2 separate regions of the Mus musculus genome follow, and region 1 is linked to region 2. The links are chromatin contacts, found by Hi-C or POLR2A ChIA-PET in ENCODE. All regions are on one chromosome and are shown on one strand. Each heading gives the region's core, a stretch centred on a gene start or an enhancer-like site at or near the end of the contact. The rest is flanking DNA. Distances are from core to core; before and after follow the strand shown.

Region 1 (6,777 bases), core at 3,278-5,777, 44 kb before region 2:
GGGGAACCATAGGCTCTCGGGTTTCTGCCCAGCTGGGGGCTGGGAGATGGAGATGTGTTATCTATCAGGGTGTGTGGAAGGGTGAGATGCTCTGGCCTGGAGTAGCTGAGCTGTGCTGTCTGCAAGTGACTCATGGATAGAGGTGGCATGGGACCTGGGTCACAATCTCATGTCTTCCATAAAGGCCTCTGGGGCCCTCTTTACTCAGTGAACCTAGTGGGGAGACCTGTCTTTTATCCCTAAGACCCTCATTCCATTCAAAAGAAGTGCGCAGCCACGCAAGGCAAAGTGTCAGCCAGCAAGGGTTCACTCAACTAGCTACCGCGCCCAAGCCCTTGGCCTGATATTGTCTCCAACTTGGACCATAAAGACCTTCCTAAGATTACACAGCTGCCCGACACCTGCCAGGCCTCACAGCATCTCATATCTTGCCCTTAGCTGATGACAGGCCTATGCATCCCCAAACTGCCCAGTCACATCTTATGTCCTCTAAGGCATGTGAGCCTGAGGGTAGGACCTTGGCAGCCAGTGAGAATACTGAGCAGCTGTCTGGCAGATACACCACCCTACATGCAAGTGGGTCAAAGGCCACCATCCTTTATTTGGGGACAGAGTCTAGGAGGTCAGTAGAAAGAGCAGCCCCCGCACAACCTTCCCTTAGCTGGAAGTGAAGGCAGCTGAGCTGTTCAGCTGTCTGCAGTGGAGGTGGGGGCCATGGGGTCCCCAGGCGATGGACCCCCCCTTGCTCTGGTAGCCGCTGCACAGCTGTTCTGACTGGCTCTCTTAACACTTGTTAACCCCAGTCTGGCCCTTCCCATGCAGCCTTTACCAGCAGCACTCCCCGCATCCTGTGCTGCTCCTCCTCGCAGGGACCCGGTGGACACTGGGCTCCATCCACTGCGAGAATCCACTGTGCCCAGGAACAGTAGGAGTCTTAGCATCTCCTGCTTCAGGAGTTGAGCTCTCAGCCTGCAGAACACAACCTTCCAGCTTTTAAAGGGCCTGGGGCGGACACTCAAGGATCGAGGCTGAAGATGTTTTTTGACACCACAGCCATGAAATTCCACAGGGGTCAAAGCCAGGAACCGGGCGGGGCGTCTGGGCTGGATATCCGGAGCCTGCTCTCCACGGGACGGGAGAATTCAAGCTCAGCTTGAAAGCAGAGAGTGAGAGTGGAGACATGGGATCTCCCAGAATCTTCCGCTACCCGGATGGTTGGAGCTGGGCTGGGTGGAGTAGCTGCCAGGTGACAGGCGCCTAGAGAGCCATTGAGGTTCCTAAGCAGCTCCTCCACCCCCCTCAGCTGCTCTGTGTGCTGCACTGGGGGAAAGCTGCAGGTCACACACTACCTCCTGCCTATATCCCTCTTCAGGTGCCAGTGGTCTCCTATTGTGTGTGGCAGGACACACACACACGCTCACAGGAATCACTGCATAGATTCCACCACCCCTTTCCCATCAGCCTTTATCACTCTGGGAGGGTGTGGGTCAGTGCTGGCAGCTTGCTGACCTTTCTGGGACTTCTCAGTGGCCAGAGTAGAGCCAGCTGCCCTGGCATAACTATTACGCACTCACCATCAGCCTGGCCTCCTCACCCTGGCCACCTCAGCAGGCACACACAGGCAGCTGCCTACTGGGGTGGTTTGCGGAGGCTTCAAGCCCAGTGTAGCAGGATTTGGGGAAGATGGAAGCTTCTGCTGTGAGAAGCTTCCTGTGAACTGCTGACTGAGGGCAGTAGCCAGCTGGAGAGAAGGCTCAGAGGGCAGGACACCGTCTGCATAAGCCTGAAGACTTGAGTTTAGTCCCAGCCACCCATGGAGGCTCCAGGCATGGTGCTGTGTGCTGCCTTCAACTCAGCACTGCAGGGCATAGCAAGAAGACACTGCTGCTGGCTGGCTACCACCCTAGCTCCAGGTTCAGTGAGAGACTCTGTCTCAAAGGAATGCACTGGAGACTGATGGAGCAGGGCACTGATGTCTGAGTGCTGGGCCAGGTGTGACTATGTGAGCGGGCTCTTCAAGACAACCAGCCTAATCGACGAGAAGGGTCAGTGATTAGCAGCTCTTGCCATCATGCCCTGCCTGGATCCAGATGAACACATGCATGCCATGGCATATGTATGTGCACAGGCACACATGGAGACATCTCAGAAAATCTGTTCCCTTTCCCTAGCCGCTGCCCAATTCCTGGCCTAAACTTGCATAGCCCTCCAGCCTTGCCATTCCATAGGGGAAAGAGCTTCCATCTGGAGCTAAGAAAGAAGTCTTAGGGGATGCAAGGCAGTGGTGGCTCACACCTTTAATTCTAGCACTCAGGAGGCAGAGGCAGGTGCATCTCTGTGAGCCTGATCCACAAAGCAAGTTCCAGGGCAACAAGGGCTACACAGTGAAACCCTGTCATGAAAAAAAAAAGTTCCAGAGAAGGATCTGATTGGTTCAGGTGGGCAACCCCCTTATCCTCTCACTAGTCACAGTGCCAGGTCTCCAGGAGAGGGAGTTAGTCTACCTGATTTTCAATGCATGGCTAGAGAGAAGAGCTGGGGTCCCCACCCCAGGAACATATGTGTAAGGGTGGGAAAGGGTGGTTTAGACACCTGTAAAATGAGCTGTGCTACAGGATTGTAGCCAGGGGTCCTGGGCTGAGGTGCTAGACTGCTTTTGTCCTGAAGTTGTGGGATTCTTCAGGTTGGGGTGGCCTGGGTGTCCTAGCATGGACTGTGTGCCCCATCTGTGCTGCTGAGGACAGGTGGCTCTTGGATGTGTTTTATCCTGTGTGAGGCATAGTGAGGGCTAAGGCTTATTGGTGGGAGAGCACTCCAAGGTCTGGGCCTCACGGAGCTGGGAAGAGGACTATAGCAGATAGTGGGGTTCACTGGGGGCCTCTGGGAGTGCAGAGCAATAGGGGTCAGCACAGGGACACACATTGGAGACACCATCAAAGCACTCATGTACCTGTCCTCTTATCCGTCTCTCCACCCATCCCTCCCACTCATCTACCTTGTCACCAACTGTCCAGGTCACTAATGTGACAAGGCTCCTTCACTGTGGGGGTGGAGGGGTGGACATCAGGATGTGGCAGGAGAAAGAACCCTTCTGGCTGGCCTCCCAGAGCTCCTATTTCAGCCATGGGGAGGTGGACTAAGAGCAGAAGAATGAAGTTCTAAATGGAATAGGCAGCAAGGAATGGAGCCAGGCAGGGACCTGGCAGCCAAGCCCTTCCCTCATCTTCAGGGACCTCCATACCTCATGAAGGCAATGGGGTGCCTAGTGGCATCCTCTGGGATAAAGTTTGGACGTTTTGCCCCCTCCGGCTCCTGAGCTCCATACTCCAACTCAGCTGGGCTTTGGGGACTGGATCCAGCCCTGGAGCCTGGATCCTCCCAGCTGTATCTCAGTGCTGTCTTGCCCTTTTGTTGGGGAGCAAGTGCTCGAATTGGTAAGGAATTCTCTTCCTTGCTGCATGGTCTTCAGAAAGTGTAAACCTCTCTGTGTCTTAGAGTGTTTCCTCAGTGTTCCTGGGCCACTGGTGAGCCACAGTCAGGTGTGCACATCCCACTCACACCCTGCAGGGTATATCCCTATGGTGAATCCTGGTGCTATGCACCAGCTGAGTCCAGATGACACAGGTTACGGACAGAGGACTTAACACTGCTCAGGAAGCTGGCATATTGATACCCCGTATCCCCTGGGGCCTCTGTAGAGCATGACCCGCTCTTTGCTGTTCCTAACAAGTGGCGGCAGTTGGGCAAGTATGGGGCTTGGCATTGGCCGTGAGTCTTTATGCTCACAGTGGATGACCAGATCCTCGATGGGTTCTGGTTGGAGGGTGGCAGGTTCATGACCTGCCAGAAATGGGCATACAGAGCAGCATGCTTCCTAACCCTCTAGCCCTCCATTTTTAGAACTCAGCTTGCAAACTAATGCTTTCCAACTGTCCCCTACCTCCCCCATTTCCAGGGAGACAGTGGGCAGGGATGCTGGGGTCACCTTTGACCTGTACTCGGGAACAACATCCCTTACCTCCCAGGAGTCCTCAAGGGATCTAGTGCTGGTTCCTTCAAGGAAGGCCTCCTAGTTCAGTGTGACACAGGCAGCCTCTTTCTCACTCCTACTCCGCTGTCCCACTGCCCCTCAGGCTGTCTTCAGGTGCAGCCCAGAAACAGTGCCTCAGTGGAGAAAGCTGCTTGCTGAGCCTAGCACCAGCAAGAGGCCAGCCTAGTCTTTTAAGTGGCTAAGGTTGGGCCCCCAAGGCCTGGCTTATCCTAGGCTAATACTCTGCCTCAGACCTGTGGCCTACCTCCAGCAATGTGTGTCTCATGGCTTCTCTCTTGCTGTCAGTGGTTTGGGGACCTTCAGTGGCCTCTGGGCTTCTGCTTGCCCCTCTCAAATTCTGGCTTGCTTTTGCCACAGGCCAGCCTGGAGCAAGCCTATAGCAGGTACCTTGCTATTCCCCTGACATTAGAGATGAACCCCAAAAGAGAAGGCTGCCACTGTAGAACAGACTGTGGGCCAGGAGCCATGGAACATCCCAGGAGAGGGCTTGCTGACGTGAGTGAGCGTGGGGGCTGCTGGCTTGCATGTCTCTGGCAGGCGTGAAGTGCCAGAGCACACTCAGTTGATCTGTAGCTGGAGTGCTGTGCCCAGAGCTGGGAAACATTGGGTAACCATGGCAACAGGACAGCGGTGGGTGTGCTGGACCCCAGAGCTCTACAACCTCTGCCTTGGTAGTTGGGGCCAGAGCCACTGGGATGTTGTTGGGAACAGAATGGACAGGAAGATGAGGTACTCAAAGCTAGCAGGGGTACTTGTGCCTCAGTTTCTCCATTTTATTTTATTTTATTATTATTGTTTTTTAGACAGGGTTTCTCTGTATAGCCCTGGTTGTCCTGGAACTCACTCTGTAGACCAGGCTGGCCTTGAACTCAGAAATCCTCCTGCCTCTGCCTCCCGAGTGCTGGGATTAAAGGCGTGCGCCACCACCACCCGGCCAGTTTCTCCATTTTAAAAGAAAGACATTTGTTAGCTCATAGGGGAGCTGCAGGTCCTAGAGAACAGTCTGAAGATGGTCAGGGAGGTGGTCCTAGCATGACTGAGGGCTCTGGGATGAGGTCCTGGGCCACTATGCTCCAGACTGAGCTCTTCACATTTAAGGTCTCTGACACCACATCTGTTGACACTCTACTGTCCTGCTACCCAGGTCTTTGTCTGATCCCTCCCTGCCCATCCAGGCTTTCTGGGAATGGTCTTGGAGATGTTCCAGGGCCCTGTTGCTGATCTGAGGTAACCAACCTGATATTGTACTGTTCCCTGAGGCTTTGTCCCCCACCTGCATGTTTGGGGGACCAAGGGTGAGGCAGCAGTACAGCCAGGGTGTGAGCCAGCCAGCTGTGCCGTGCTTCAGCAAACCACATGGACAATAAAAGTGAAATTGGCTTTGAAAGTAGAAGTGGCTAGGCTGGGGGAACAGGGACCGGCGTCAGAACAGGGTGTGCGAGGCGGCGAGCTGCACTCTTCGTGGGGGTGGGAACGGATTTTACTAAACCCCAAAGAAATGTTTCCATGAAATTCCTTCTTGTTCTTGCCTGTTTTTTCAACGTTCTGAGAAGAATGGTTCTGGGATTTGGAAAGCCAAAGCCGGCCTTTCGGACAAGGCCAGCGGATGGGTGGGGGCCAGGGCCATGTCCCCCGCCAGCTCCAGGAGGCTCTGGTCACTAGGGTGGCCTGCTACAGCTGGTGTGGCAGAGCTTGTGAGCCTTTTCTCTAGTTGCCTACTCTGACATTATGTCCCTAGTACAGGATTGGAGGTAAAAACAACTTTGTAGGGTGGGGGCTGGGAACTCAAGTAGCAGTCCCCACACCTGGGTCTCGAAACAGGTGGTCCTATCAGGGTCATGCACCCACACTGGACTTCGAACACTTTGATGGCCTGGTATATGCCTGGGTCCCTTGGGAAGTACAAGGGGACTCATGGGGGGAGAATGGCAGGATGGCTGGGCCTGGGCCAGGCCTGAGATGGAATGTGAGGATGAGGGCACAGCCAGGGTGGGTGGTGAGTGGCCTCTGGAGACTGTCCGGTTCAGGGTTGCTGACGCACTGACTGATGACTCACGGGCCGGCCACCATGACTCGAGTGGCTGTCTGGAGATTCGGACTGGCTCAGGGGGCCCCACCATGTGGCCGCCCACTGTCTAGAACTGTTCTGAGTAATGGGTTCTCCTGCCGCCCAGTGCTGGTCCTGGTATTGGCAAAGGTGACCTTAGTCATAGCCCTGGCTGAATTGCACTTCTCTGAACTATGGGGGCTCGGCATTCTCCAGGGTGGCTTAGCCAAGGTGTGTAGGTTCACGGCAGAGGCTCCTCCTCAGCCAGAAGGGACAGAGTGGCCATGTCAAGGACTTGCTAACACCTAGGGAACAGGAGCTCAGCCCAGGCCACCGGCTGCAGAGATCAGAAGCCCAGAGGTGCCCTGGCCATGTGTGTTGCCTCTGCCTTCCAGGCCCAGGCTGCCTGTTTCCTTTGTAGGTCCTAAACTCTGGTCACCTCTCTGAGTAAATTAATTACATTTGTTTACTTATCCTGCCCCTGTGTGTGCGTGTGCATACATGTGGTACGGTGTACATGTATAAGTCATAGGACAACCTGTGGGCATTGTCTCTGTCCTTCCATGTGGGCCCAGGGATGGACAGCTTTGTGGCGTTGCTCGCAAGCGCTTTTGCTCCTGGAGCCATATCAACTCTGGGACCCTCACCTTTTCTTCCCCAAGAAATGTAACAGCAGAGG
Region 2 (7,389 bases), core at 4,857-7,356:
AAAGGAGAGCTTTTCTCTGTTAGCAGTCACTTTGATTCTAGTCCATAGCAGCCCCTGATATACTTCCTTGCTATGAGGGTTTGAGTGGATAGTTTGCATCCTTGGGATAACACACTGTGGTCCTAGTCTCTGGCTTCTGACACTCAGTGGCTTGTTGTCTAGGTGTGTCCTTGTTGTGGTATGTCAGAGCCACATCTCTTTTCAGGACTGAGCAATATTCCCACAGCCCAGTCCCTTCCTAGTCACACACTGCTGATGGAGACTGGCCTTCCCTTCCTTGCTTGTTTGCCACGCCGCCATGAGCATGTGTTCAGTGTCTCCTTGTCCTTGGGAATGGGATGCTTATCATTTTAGATTTTATTTGTTGAAGTTCTGAGCAAGTTGGTTTCATTTTAAATAGAACAGAAACCTACTGGTGTTGCAGAAAGGAAAAGGATAGTGAGGGCATTTGAGCTGTATCCCACAGCAGTGATGGCATGGTCACCACAGCAGTGACAAGGTAGGATGGCCTGCCAGGGTGGGCCTAGAATAAGGCTGTGTAGACAGCTGGGTGTCAGGACGGCACAGGCTGGGACCAAAGACTGACATTGTCCTGGGAGCCCAAGGAGAGCTCGGGGATGTGGGAAGGCTTGGGAATAGGGGGGCTTGGGTGCTGGACATCTCTTCTTCTTCTTCTTTTTTTTTTTTTCCTTCGAGACAGGATTTCTCTGTATAGTCCTGGCTGTCCTGGAACTCACTCTGTAGACCAGGCTGGCCTCGAACTCAGAAATCCACCTGCCTCTGCCTCCCAAGTGCTGGGATTAAAGGTGTGCACTACTTTGCCCGGCTGGGCATCTCTTCTTGTCTCAGGCCTGGCTGTGTGGCTTGAGCTGCCTTCTCTGCCCAGTGTGGATGCCGTTCTCATCATCCTCCATTATGAGCTTCACAAGGTTGCCTGCCAGGATGTGCTGTGGGCAAACGCAGGCCAGATCCCACCTGGCCAGGTCTTGAGTCCTGGAACACACAGGGCCCGCAGAAGTCTGAGTGTGAGGTTCTCATGGGGTCGCAGCCCCACCCCTAACCCTGGGTTCTTACATAACCACTGAGAACTCCTGAAATACGGAGCATTCTAGCTATTTCGGACCATGGTAATGAGGCCATCTCTACTTTGTTTTATCTCCCTGTGGTTCCATCACCCCTCAGGGACGCCATAAGGAGGAGCACCAGGCCAGTTTCAGCCATGACCAGAGTGAGGTGATATAGCAGTGTGGGGACCACTGTCCAAAGAAGTCCTTTGTATTGCCAGGGTGGGGGACGTCACCACTTCCTCTTCCTGCACCTAGATGCCCTTACCTGAGCACCTCTCAAACTTGGCCTGGGGCTGGGCACGGTGGTGCAGAACCTTCATCCTAGCCTTTGGAGGCAGATACAGGTGCATTGCTGAGTTTGAGGTGAGATCAGCCTGGCATGGTCTGGCTTCAGGGACCCCTACCCCAATTGGGGCATCATGGTACTCTTTCCAGGCAGGATTTAGTTTAACTGCTGCAGAGTTTGGCTCTCTGAGGTACAGGGACTCACACACATGCATGCACACATGTACATACACACACACACACACACACACACACACACATGCTTCAGAACACAGGGAGCTAAAGCACAGATCAGTGCAGTTACCATTCACTCTCCCTTTGCTCAGTGCAGTATGCACATGCACATGCATGCACATGTAACACGTGTCCATATACACATCTACATGCTTATACTCACAAATGCAAACATGTTTCCACACATCCCACATGTGTACATACACACTTGCATGTATTCAAATAGTCACATTTCACACACATATTCTCTCTCTCTCTCTCTCTCTCTCTTTCTGTGTGTGTGTGTGTTTGTGTGTGTGTGTGTGTGTGTGTGTGTGTGTGTTTGTGTGTGTGAAGTTCCGGTTCAGGAGACAAATCTTTGACCACAGGTCAGCCACTTTGCTTGCTGCAGAGACCAGGAGGTACTTCCATGCCCCATTTTGCTTGCTGTAGAGGCCAGGAGGTACTTCCATGCCCCAGGTGGCTGTCAGTGCCCTGGGCCAGCAGGATTGCACTCTTTTCTGTCTGCACTGTGACCATAGCCTACCATCCCCACCTCTGACGTAGCCTGCCACGCCCCCCCATATAGCCTACCATTCCCCCTGACACAACCTGCTATCCCCACCTCTGACATAGCCTACTACTCCTGCCCCCACTGCTCTGACACAGCCTGCTGTCCCCTTATCTGACACAGCCTGCTGTCCCCTGATCTGACATAACCTTCCATCTCCCTGACATAGCCTGCTGTTCCCACCTCTGAAACAGCCTGCTGTCCCCCACTCCAGCATAGCCTGCTGCCCCCCAACATAGCCTGCTGTTCCCACCTCTCACACAGCCAGCTGTCCCCATCTCTTCTCCCTTCAGAGTCCCTTACCTAACGATGTGTATTTGAAGAGCATCTGTCCCAGTAGTGTTCTGCTTATGCAGGTGGGAGTGTCAGGTTTGGGTTTGGTTTTTGGTTGATTTGCTAAACAGGGTTTCAGTGTGCAGGCCAGGCTGGCGTGACACTCACAGAGATCTCCTGCCTCTGCCTCTGAGTGCTAGGATTAAAAGACATGCACCACCACACCTGACTATGACTACAGTTTTAATTCTTATTTGTATTTTGAAGGGTCCCCCCCCCTTTTTATTTGTTTGTTTTGGAGACAGTCTCATGTAGCCCAGGCTGACCTTGGATTCTGTAGGCAAAAATGTGGCCTTAAGCTCCTGAGCCTCCTTTCTCCACACCAAGTGCTGGATGGCAGATGTGTCACCACTACCAGCTTGGAATATGATTTCTAAAACACAGCGACTCACACACTGCTGCTAAGCTCACAGTAGCCCTGGCTGTAGTCCTGGCCTCCTATAGTCAGAGGGGCTGTGTCTTTCCTCATACCTGCACATGCGCGCTCACTCATACACACACACACACACACACACACACACACACACAAAAGTTCTGGGTGCCAGAACTCCAAGGCACAACCTTGGAGAGTGGGGCACAGCCTGTCTCTGTCCTGTAGACAGCTCTATGCCTTGGCTGGAACTCTGGAAGGAGAGAACAGAGCCTGTGAGGTGTTCCCTGCCGGAAGACCGGTTGGGGACTGGAAGCTCACACTGTGTGTCACGGATTGTCAGAGAGTCCCAGTGTGAGAGGACAGGTCGGGCATGTGGTGGTGGTGCATGCCTCCCATCCCAGCACTCAGGAAGCTGCATGGCACCAGGTCAAGCAAGATGACACGTGTGTGATCCCAGCAGAGAGAAGCGGGGACAGCAGGCTCTGGGGAGCTTTCTGGCCCGTACACTTACTCTAACCAGGAACCTCTAGACCAGTGACAGACCCCGTCTTAAAAGGGGGACGGGATAGGGGCCTGACCAGATGGTGCAGCCAGCAGAGGCTCCTGCCACCAAACCTGCCAACCTGAGCACTGTCCCCAGGGTCACAGGTGACTCCACCGTGTTCTCCTCTGACCTCCCATGCCAGCTCCATTAAACAAGTAAACAAATGTAGAAACAATAGATAAAGATCCGGGAGGGGACGCAGGAAGCTGTGTGGCTCTGTGGCTACTGTGGGCACAAACTACCTCACAACTAACTCGGCAGGCAGTGCTAGAGGAGCCACCCAGGCCGACCTTTCCACACCCGGCCAGCCTGCGTCCACACAGAAATGCTCGTTTGGGCCGCCAGCAGCTCTGCTCTGCTCCCCTCTGCAATGAGTTCTAGAGTTGGAGCCCATCAGGGAGGAGGCTCAGCTCTGAAGACTTGCCCATAATTTTTCCTGGACAAGTCTGTTGTCCCATCCTCAGCTGATGCCCAACTGCCTCTTTCTGCTCAGTCTGGCCATGGCTGGGCCTTCCTATGTCCCAGCGACCTCCACAGAGACCTTCTAGAAAAGTCTGCATCTTCAGAGAGGCTACCCAGCTTCCTCTCAGCCCCACTGCCCATATCCTCCTATGGTCCATGCCAGTACCCCAAAAGGAAACAAAAGAAAAAAAACCTGCTGTCTGGCATAGTAATAAACACCTGTCACCCCAGCACTCAGGAAGTGGAGGCAGGAGAATTATGAATTCAAGGTCAGCATGGGCTACATGAGACCTTGCTTCCATGCTTGTGAGAAATGCTTTTTCCCGAAAACGAGGTAGATGTCTCTTGAGGAATTAAACTCGAGGCTGACATCTGTCCTCCACACAGAAGCACACTCATGCACATGCGCACGTACACACACACACACACACAGGGGAGGGGGTAAGTGTAGCGTCATGCCTGTCATCCTAGCACTAAGGCATGCAGACGTTCACGGTTGTCCACAGCACATAGCAGGCCAGTCTGTAGGCAGAGAGCCTCAGTTCCTTAGGGTCCAGCCATGGCAGCTCCCTGACTCCACAGCCCTCCAGGCCCTCACAGCTCCTGGCACTGTCATGGTCTAGGTCTAGCACACCCTCCTGGCCCCTCCATGTTGGCTACCCGTGGAGCTAGCCTGGCCAGCTCTTGCTGCTCTTGCTCGCCACTGCCCAGCCATCTTCCTTGCGCATCTCCCAGGGTCCTCAGCCTCTTTCCTGCGACTGTCTGCCTCCCCTGTCACGCTCTGGGCCTTTGCTGAACCCACAGCATAACGAGATTAGGTCACAGATGTGTGGTGTGCAGCACAGGGCTCCATTCTCTATCTGCCTTTGCTGTGGCTTTGACCATCTTATCATCCCTTGGCTTCTGGCCACATCCCTCTCCTTAGGTCCAGCCCTCATGTTTCAGACCTTTAGCTGACTCGGCAGAGACCCCAGTTTTTAATGCAGCTACCTTTAGAGGTTTAGGTAGGTGTGAGTTTCTTGGTAGGGCACAAATTTGTTTAGTGAAGTGAGGGGGTGAACAGTCCCCAAGCCTGTTCACCCTAGGCTATGTAACTAGACCCTGTGTGGTCGGTCACCTGCCCCACAGCCTCCTGCTGCCTCCCATCGTAGGTCCCTACTTACATGGGGCGTGACTCAAGCACAGAGCTTAAACCCAGTAAGTGTCCCATACTTAACCAGCCTGGCAGGGCCCAGCCCAGCCAGGAGTGGGCGGCAGCTGGTCAAGCCCTCAGCTCAGCACAGAAGGGCCCAGTGCTGTGCACTCCCGCAGGAAGACCTGACACCTCTGGGCTCTGCCTGGTCTTAGCAGGCTGTTGGTGCTGCTTCCCTGAGGACTTGAGGTATGTGGGTATTCTAGGCTTTCCACATTTTCATTGTTTTTGAGACAGGGTCTCTCATGTAACCCAGGCTGACTCACTGTGTGAAACCAAGGATGACCTCAAATCCCTGATCATCTGCCTTCATCTCCTGAGATTCAGGCTCGTGCCACCATACCTGCTGTATGTAGTGCTAGGAACAGAATCCAGGGCTTTGTGCGTACTTGATGAGTATCCTGTGACTTAGCTACAAGCATTCCACCTACTGAGCTCCAGCTCCAGTCTCCAGCACAGCTAGGTTTTTTTGTTTAGATTGGTTTGGTTTTTGTTTCTTGAAACAGGGTTTCTCTGTATAGCCCTAGCTGTCCTAGAACTTGCTCTGTAGAGCAGTCCGGCCTCAAACTCACAGAGAGTTGCCTGCCTCTGCCTCCAGAGTGCTGGGATTAAAGGTGTGTGCCCAATGCCCAAGACACCTCCCATTGACTCATGGGACAAGCTGGCTTTAACAGAGACTCCTTTCTGACCTGTGGCCCCTTGGTGCCTCAGTTTCCCTTACTGGAAACCAAAGACTCAGAAATGTCTCTTCCCTTTGTGAGACCCCACTCAGGAATTGGAACTTGGCCAATTGGAAGGGCTGGGGTACCCTATGGAGGAATGAGGGCCCCACAAAAACAGCTGTTCTGCACAGACCCCAAGGGACCCGTCATAGCTCTGGGTCCAAGTGCCTGTGTCCAACCTCCACCACCGTCTGGAGAAACAGCCGGCGCCGCCCGCCACAGACCCGCTCATTCCCGGGTCTGGAAATTTGGCAGCGGCTACAGAGCCTGATTAAAGCATTCCGAGGCTCCGCCGTGCTTGTGTACGGAGTCTGTGTTTATAGTGGGCTGGAGAGATGGGGGAGGCCAGAGGCCCACGGGGGCTGTGCTGACTCAGCCTGGAATCTGCATGCCTGTGTCCTCCTCCATGTATTCTATCAACCTGGGCATTGTTCCCTTCTGAGGGCAGAGTGCCCTCAGTGTACCAGGTCATCCTGGTGACACAGCAGAGCAGAGATAAGAACCCAAATGATACAAACATGGTGGCTTATTATTCCCTGTACTCAGGGACAGAGACAGGTGGATCTCTGAGTTCAAAGCCAGCCTGGTCTACATATTGAGTTCTAGAATAGCCAGAGCTACATAGTAAGACCCTGTCTCAAAAATAAAATAATTTTTTAATTGGAAAAAAAACCCCAAATATAAGAGTTGGAACCTTTGGCTCTTTCAGAATCAAAAGTATGAAGATCAACTGGGTAGTAGTGCATGCCTGTCATCCCAGCACTGGAGGCTGCAGCAGGGGCTTAGAGCCAGTCTGGGTTATATGAGACTATCTAAAAAAACATGATCAATCAGGCAATAGAAGTACCCGCTGCTCTGCACAGACCTGAGCTTGGCTCCCAGCATGTCTTTAGGGACCTCGGAATCCGACACTTCTGGCCCTGTGCACTCCTGCAAACAGGTGTGGTTCGTGCACACAATTAAGACAATTTAAATGAAATCATAAAAATAAAAGTTGAGCTTAGTGGTTGGTGCACACTTGTAGCCCCAATGTTCAGATGCAGGGCAGGAAGCTTAGAGTCTGAGATCCTGTCAGGGCAGAGCACTTGTCTAGTGTGCTTCTAGTCTTAGGCTTCACCCCCAGCACTGCGAAAACAAAGAGACCCAAAAAGGAACAAGTGTTGGGGAGGAGGTGAGGCTGGAAGCTTCGAGCTTGTGGGAGTTTGACACATGCAGCTGCCGGGGAAGACGCCACAGCCAGGGAGCCCAGAACTGCCAGGCAGCGCCACAGCTCCCCCCCTGGTGTGCAGCGAGTCAGCTCCCACTCCTCCAGGTGTACGCTAGGATCTGTAGGCAGGGGCTCCAGCGCACACTTGCATACTTAGGTTCACAGATTATTCCCAACCGCCAAAAGATAGAAAAGCATGCCTAGTGTCAGTCATCTGAGAAATAGATAAACAGTGACGCTGTGTGCTCCTCCTGGGGCATGCAGTGAGCCAGATGGACCCCAAACACACAGGACATGACAGAAGCCAGACTTGAAAGGCCACATCTTGTATAGCTGTGGGGCCGAGAAATGTCCAGAACATCTAGAGAGATGGGAAGCAGGGTTGGGGCTGCCAGGGTGAGGAGGGACTGGCCCGAGCCC

What was found. A loop is a pair of places that touch in the nucleus more often than their neighbours do. ChIA-PET counts read pairs that join two places held with the same protein, here RNA polymerase II (POLR2A).
Region 1: a map of left cerebral cortex shows a loop between it and region 2 (6-fold over the local background). The contact joins two enhancer-like sites. A Hi-C loop is called at or near these places in 3 of 37 maps with a recorded cell type or tissue (all left cerebral cortex). POLR2A ChIA-PET finds 5 or more read pairs at or near these places in 4 of 5 experiments (Patski and embryonic stem cell).

The regions. Positions count from the first base shown.
Region 1 is chr8:70,461,306-70,468,082 of GRCm38, reverse strand. All of the region lies in intron 1 of Klhl26 (kelch-like 26), which reads left to right. Among named protein-coding and RNA genes, the nearest start is that of Klhl26, 12 kb to the left of the region's middle. Within about 2 kb of position 4,527, at least 1 of the 3 ENCODE cell types and tissues checked has a DNase peak (open chromatin) inside an H3K27ac peak, as active enhancers do.
Region 2 is chr8:70,417,773-70,425,161 of GRCm38, reverse strand. All of the region lies in intron 1 of Crtc1 (CREB regulated transcription coactivator 1), which reads left to right. Among named protein-coding and RNA genes, the nearest start is that of Crtc1, 18 kb to the left of the region's middle. Within about 2 kb of position 6,106, at least 1 of the 3 ENCODE cell types and tissues checked has a DNase peak (open chromatin) inside an H3K27ac peak, as active enhancers do.